Linked DNA regions of Mus musculus: region 1 is linked to region 2. Evidence: chromatin contacts called from ENCODE Hi-C data. All regions are on one chromosome and are shown on one strand. The core of a region is the stretch at or near the end of the contact, and the rest is flanking DNA. Distances in the headings are between cores, read along the strand shown.

Evidence for each region. Hi-C counts contacts between places; a loop is a spot of excess contacts on that map.
Region 1: a loop to region 2 is called in a map of T-helper 17 cell, with 2.7 times the contacts of the local background. The contact joins the enhancer-like site here to the promoter of Kcnab1 in region 2. A Hi-C loop is called at or near these places in 2 of 37 maps with a recorded cell type or tissue (T-helper 17 cell and left cerebral cortex).

Annotation. Positions count from the first base shown.
Region 1 is chr3:65,887,696-65,890,912 of GRCm38, reverse strand. No RefSeq gene overlaps it. Among named protein-coding and RNA genes, the nearest start is that of Gm35039, 39 kb to the left of the region's middle. Within about 2 kb of position 1,837, at least 1 of the 3 ENCODE cell types and tissues checked has a DNase peak (open chromatin) inside an H3K27ac peak, as active enhancers do.
Region 2 is chr3:65,106,926-65,110,338 of GRCm38, reverse strand. Kcnab1 (potassium voltage-gated channel, shaker-related subfamily, beta member 1) reads right to left here and starts at 1,325. Exons shown (of 14, transcript NM_010597.5): 1 at 347-1,325. The coding sequence starts at 567.

The DNA of each region.
Region 1 (3,217 bases), core at 588-3,087, 780 kb before region 2:
CTTTGGTTTAAGGAGGCTGTCAAAGGCACAGTCCTCTGAATATGAAAACCTCATATTTCTTAGCATAATTTAGGCACAGGAACTATTTCTAGAGCAACCATTCTTCAACTAGTCTTCTGTGACTTAATATTTTATCCATCACCAATGCACAAAATAGGACTGCTAACCCAGCGATTCATCCCATATACAACCACCAAACCTAGACACTATTGCATATGCCGAAAGATTTTGCTGACAGGACCCTGACATAGCTCTCTTTTGTGAGGCTATTCCAATGTCTGGCAAATACAGAAGTGGATGCTCACAGTCATCTATTGGATGAAACACAGGGCTCCTAATGAAGGAGCTAGAGAAAGTACCCAAGCTGCTAAAGGGGTCTGCAACCCTATAGGAGGAACAACAATATGAACTAACCAGTACCCCCCAGATCTGTGTCTCTAGTTGCATATATAGCAGAGGATGGCCTAGTTGGCCATCAATAGGAGGAGAGGCCCTTGGAATTGCGAAGATCATATGCCCCAGAACAGGGGAATGCCAGGTCCAGGAAGTGGGAGTGGGTGGGTTGGGGAGCAGGGCGGGGGGGGTATAGGGGGCTCTGGGGATAGCATTTGAAATGTAAATGAAGAAAATATCTAATAAAAATGCTTTAAAAATGTCTTTATACCCTTACAGTTGCCAAATGCATAATCTGGATACTTCTAAAGTTACATCTCAAAAAAAAAGGGGGGGGGGATGCTAACCTAGCAGAAAGTAATGTTCCAAAGAGACCAGGACTTCACTAGGTTGGATATATCTTTAGCTGTAGTAGGAAGAAAACTTAGCTTTCATCTCTGAGTTCATGTAGAATAAAAGATATTGGGATAGTCAATACGACTCATGGACCCTCTTAACTCCAGTTGCGTATTACTACCTGCTACGGTAGTAAATAACAGAAGTGCTTCAGCGTGGTCTCTGAAACCTTTGCCTTCACTGTCTTCTCCTTTTAAACATTCCTTGCAATGCTGAGAATGAAGCTCAGGACATCAAGCCTGGTAAACTCTTTACTACTAAGCTACATCCTCAGTTGCTGCCTCGGCAGCATCTTGAAACCATCCACCGAGGTAGGCATTGCAGACAACACAGTGAGGCAGACACACACTGGGCGGGCTCTTAGGTAGTGGTCCAAGAGGACCTGGAGTTTGTGTCCTCTGCATCCTGGATCCAGGGGCTTTTCCTTGGACATGTCTCATGAGAGCTATTGGAAAATATAAGTGTCTTTTAGCCTTGTGTGTGACCGTGGTGTGTTGGCATCACACTAGCAGAGCACCTCTCTGAAGAAAGTAGAAAACTAATGTCCATTCATTCAATAAGGAATTTTATTGGATGCTACCCTGTGCCAGGTGGGAGGCTAAGCACTGAAAATTCAAAAGAGAATGAAATGTAGCCTCTATCCCCAAACAGCTCCATTCATTTAGACATTTCCCTTGGATTATGTATATATCATGTTGACAAGGGAAAAAATCATCAATTATGAGATCCCCTAAGTGACACTCTCAGCCCTTCAGTGAGTTCTATACTCAACAGACTCCTGCTGGCTGCGTCCACTGGCAGGAGAAATCACACTTCAAAAATTGTGACAGAGTAGCGAGGAACCAGGAGCAAGGGTGAAAACCTTAAACAAACATTATCTGAGGGTGTCTGGGCTGCAGCCCTCAGCTTAGTGAAGAAATAGATGCTTCCAGAAATGGAACTGGGAGCAAATTCCTGAGCAAAGGCTGAAGGGCTGACGGGAAGTGAGACAGGCCCGAGAGCACTGCCACATGGCCAGCCACAGATAGGGCTGTCCTGTGACTACTCAGCCTTTTAAGGCTCCACAGATGGGGGGAGGGGTTGGGAGACATGATCACCCACACAGCTACTTAATTCTGTGTTGGTGAGGTCAAACTCTGTGTTGGTGAGGGGCAGAGGCTGAAAGTCCCAGACTAGCTCTGAAATAGGGACTCCTCTGAGGCTAGAGACATTTTTAAAGTATTTGGACTTCTTTCCTTAGACCAGGCCTAGTCACACCTTGGTTTATGTAAAATCAACGGTCTTTGGGAGCTTTCTTAGGTCAGCTTTTTATCTACTCATTGAAATAGTATTGAGGGATCATGTTTCACACAAAGAGCCCAAGCTTTCCAGGCCCACACAGGGCCCTCGTGACATAACTTTAAGTCACAGTAAAGGACCGCCAACTTGGATTTCTGCTTCCTTCTGCAGAATTTGTAGCCCAAACACATGGTTTGCATTTAACACCAAAGGCCACATAGAGAACACATAGAGGACACATAGAGAAGATACAAGGGAGTTCACCATAGGAGCTGCCTCACCAGAGGGCAAGTGAAGACCCACATCTTAAATTAGTTTTATTCTAATGTCTAGGAACACAACTCACAGCACCGGAAGTGACTTTGTTTTGTCCTTGAAGGTCACCTTCACCTTAGCTTATCTTTGAAACAGCAACAAAGGAAGGGCTGTAAGGACCAGGTCATCATTCCAAAGAGGAGCCGAACTGAGTTGCTGTGAACATAGATAACATTTGGGAGAGGTCTTAGAAATCATCAAATTCCGTATTTGTCAGTGATACTGCCGAGCAGTGAGAGGTTAACTCAGTGGTAAAGGGTTTGTCTAACGTGCACCAAACCCTGGGTGCCATCTCTATCACCAAAAAACAGACAAAACCATGTCTGATGGACACTAAGGATGGTTGGCTATCATTCACCAACAGGAAAATTTCATACTGAGTAAAGGACTGTGTTCTGATTAGCTAAGGGCTGTGGTTACACAGTTCCACAAACTGTATGTCTTGGACCACAGATATTTATTGTTTCCCAAGTCTGGAATCCAAATCAAGGCATTGGCAGGGTAGTTTCCTGGGGCACGAGGAAATCTCTGTTCCATGCCCCTCTTGGCTAGTTTTCTAGCATCTCTGGCACTTCTAATCTTGTAGAAGCATTGTTTTAGTTTTTAATCTCTCCTTTCGCACACATGTAACTTTCGTTTTGTTTTTGTTTTTTAAGCTGGGATTCTCTGTAGCGTTGGCTGCCCTGGAACTTGCTCTGTAGACCAGGCTGGCCTTGACACTGCCTCTCAAGTGTTAGGATTAAAGGCATGTCCCATCATCACCCCAGTGTTGTGCATCTTTTTCTACACCCAAAGTCTCTTGTTAAGGACACCACCCCTACTGAATTAGAATCTG
Region 2 (3,413 bases), core at 76-2,575:
TCAAGCAGGACAAACACTTCTGCTCTTGACAAACTGTCCTAGTAGAAAAGAGTTCCTAGCTCTTAGGTGTGTTTTCTCCGCTCTCTGGAACTCATTATGGTCCTAAGGTGTTCGTAACACTTAGAATATAAAAAAATGGGCCACATCTTAAAGATCGCACTTGTGCATGCACAGCAGCTTGGCCCTTTTCAGCTCTCCCCCCACAAAAGGCTAATTTCAAAGCAAACACCTGAGAATTCTAAATTAAGCAAACAAGCGCTGAGTTAAGTCACTTTCAAACAGGAACAACTGCCTGGCTGAACCGTCAAAGAACACAGAAACCCCGGGCAGAGGGACCTCACCATACCTATATTTCATGCCAGTCTGCTTTGCGGTGGACTCTTTGAGAGAAATGTGATGCTGAGGGGTGAAGGTCCCCAGGCTGCGAGCGATGATAGCGACAGTGCGGAATTTGGCCCGGGCTGCGTTCACCACATTGGGGGCGTTGGAGCTCTGCTTGCTCAGAAGTCGGTCCTCACCATTTCGACTCTTCAAATTGTGCTCTGTGCAGGCTATGGAGACTTGCATTGCTTCCCAGGACAGAGCAAGGTCCTCTCAGAACCCCACAACACAGGCGGTCGGCAGAGGGTGAGCAGTTGGGGGGATTTCGGCTGTCTTTTAACCCCTCTTGCCCCCCTTCCTGGATGCCTTCAGAGGAGTCCCAGCAGCTGACTTCAGGACCCACACAGTGGCAGAAGAGGCTGAGGGGCAGGACAGAGTCCCCGGGACCCAAAGAAGTAAACAGCCAAGCTGGAAGTTGCCTCGGCAGCTGGAGCGCGAATCAGCCTCTCCAATCTTCCCAGGCTGTGATCTCGGCTGATTAAACAGCCAGATCCATGTGGTCAGGAGGCTGGTGCAGAAGCCTAGAGCTGAGCATTCATGGTGACTGCACACAGCCCTGCCTGGAGCCAGTCCGAGGTGCCTGAATGCAGAGGGCTGGTTTCTGGGCGCTGGCTCAAAGCAACGCAGGCATACCGCAAGATGCGCTGCTAGCACCCTCTGGATCACAGGCAGGAGGCTCAACTGGAGAGGAGCATCCCAAGAAGCAGCTCACAGCAAGCAGGACCCCGCGGACCCGTGGTCTCCATCCACTATGCCTGCCAACTACCTCGCTCCTGTGCTTAGGAGAATGCGGAGGTGGAGGCTTCTCAAGACCCCTCCCCACTCATCCTCGGGCAAAAGCTGGGTCTCCTGAGCCAGCACTTACTTGGTTAGCGACTGCATAGAAGAGCTGGGAGGTCCCTTTAAGGAGCGCCTTGCCTTTGTGTGCAGTGGGAAGGAAAGATCACTGTGACCACTCCTTACTGGAACAGGACTGGGAGGGCTGTTCCATCAGGGGGCTCTGCCTAGATGCCACCAAATTTTGCTGCAGCGCAGGAGTTGAAAAGGCTGAGTTGGGGAGGCTGAGTGGGGTGCTCTGAGAACAGCACACTACTGATTAACACGTGAATGCTCTTCTGACTTGCTGGAACACAGCTTGGAATTCAGATATTAGCCTTGTCAGGGTTCATATCCCCTCTGCATGTTATTTCTTATGCAGATAAGTTAGAAGTTTCCTGAAAAGCCACAGTGCAGTCTGGATGGAGTGGGGTCTGCTAACGTACTGCAAATTTATTTAAAATACCAGAGTAGAGACGTCTGGGATGCTGCAGGGAGCAATGGGTCCTCCCCGCTGGAGGATACAGGTGGGGGTAGGTGCAATGGGGGAGAAACAGGTCAGGAAAGTAACAGGATCCATATATATTGTCATGGCCACAGGGATGGGCAGCAAGAAGTTCTGTGAGCTGAGCCTGAACCCATATAAGATGCATTTCTTGTTTGGCTGGATGTTCCATTCAGAGCAACTGCTCAAGAAACCTGCTCAGACCAAACTATCAATTAGTTGATAATTCATCTCTCCATTTGAAGTATGAGAGAAATAACTCGTCCTATGAATTTGGTTAAATTATATCTTCTCCAAAAGCTTCTTTCTAAATGTGATCCCCAACAGACCCCACTGTCAAGGAGGAAGAAACAACAAACGCTATTTGTGAATCCATCTCTGTTCTTGGCAATAGAGATCAATATGGAGGGAAATTTAGGAAGCTGTGTCTCAGTTCGTAAGGAGCAGGCAATCTGGGTGGGAAGGACAAAGCACTCGGTCTTCAGAGACTGATTATGTTGAAAATCATACTCTATGTGTCCACGGGAGTGGTACCCACACTAAGCACAACAGAATGAAAAAAGAATGAATTTCAGGAGCCTGGAGAACATTTCTTCATTTCGATCCATTACAACACTTCAGTGGAGCTTCTCTTATAATCTGACTTGGCTACTGGGACACATGACAATGTCCAGAGTTTCAGGAAGCACACGAAGACTCAACAGCCCTCCCAAAGGTATGGACTCCCCTGTGGCAGGACCCATGGGTCTGATCTGATTATCAGGAGTACAGGGAAGCATGTTCACGGATGACATAGCCTGCCTGTATAAATTAATAAATAAAACAGCTGCTCTGGCCACTTCTGCCCAAGCAAATGAAGTTGCAGAAGTGAAATCCTCAAGGAGACTCTGTGCTTGTGTTGAGATCCACTCAAGATATTATTACTCTTAACAACTTTGAACCTGAAGATAAGATTTAAACCACATTGTGGCATCCAATTCTTGATCCTCTATATATTTTCACTCTTTCCCTTAGGAAAATCAGTATGTTCATTAACAGAGGATATTTAGGATGACTGAGGGTGGCAGGGTTAAGTGGGCACCTCTTCTTTTCACCCAGGCAGGAATACTGGGACGTACCTTTCTTTAATCTTTGGAATAAACAGTGGGTAGAGAGGAAGCAGATCATAGGAACCTTTATTTTTGCACACTAAGCCAGCTCATCGGAGATGATCAACGTGAATTGGGAAAGCAGTCAAAATGAGAAGAGGAAGAAGTGGGAGGAATCAAAAGAAAGAGCTTTTAGAAAAGGAAAGTGGGAAAAAAGCAGGCTGGGAACAACAGAGGGAGGTGATGCCCTTCAGACCCGAGGGGTCAGGAACCAGGGACTTTAACTTGGCCACTGGCTTTGGGGGAGGGGAGGTGGGCAGGGGTTCAGCTGAGAGTGCTGCTGGCTTTATAGGATGGACTAAGAGGCCTGGATATATTAACCAGTGTGGTGTTTAGCTTTATTAAGGGGCTAGCAGAGAAATGCCAAAAAGCACAGCATAGCCTAGATCAGGGAAAAGGTTATCTGAACAAGACATACAAAGTAGAGCATTTCTGACCCCAATAGGACCACACAGAGTGCTTGCTTGTTCTATGGCAGGTGCTCAATCTATAAATAATTGAGAGGTGATGAGGAAATAACGAAGAGGGAGAGGGGAAGGTGGGTTGGATGGGGGAGATGCCTT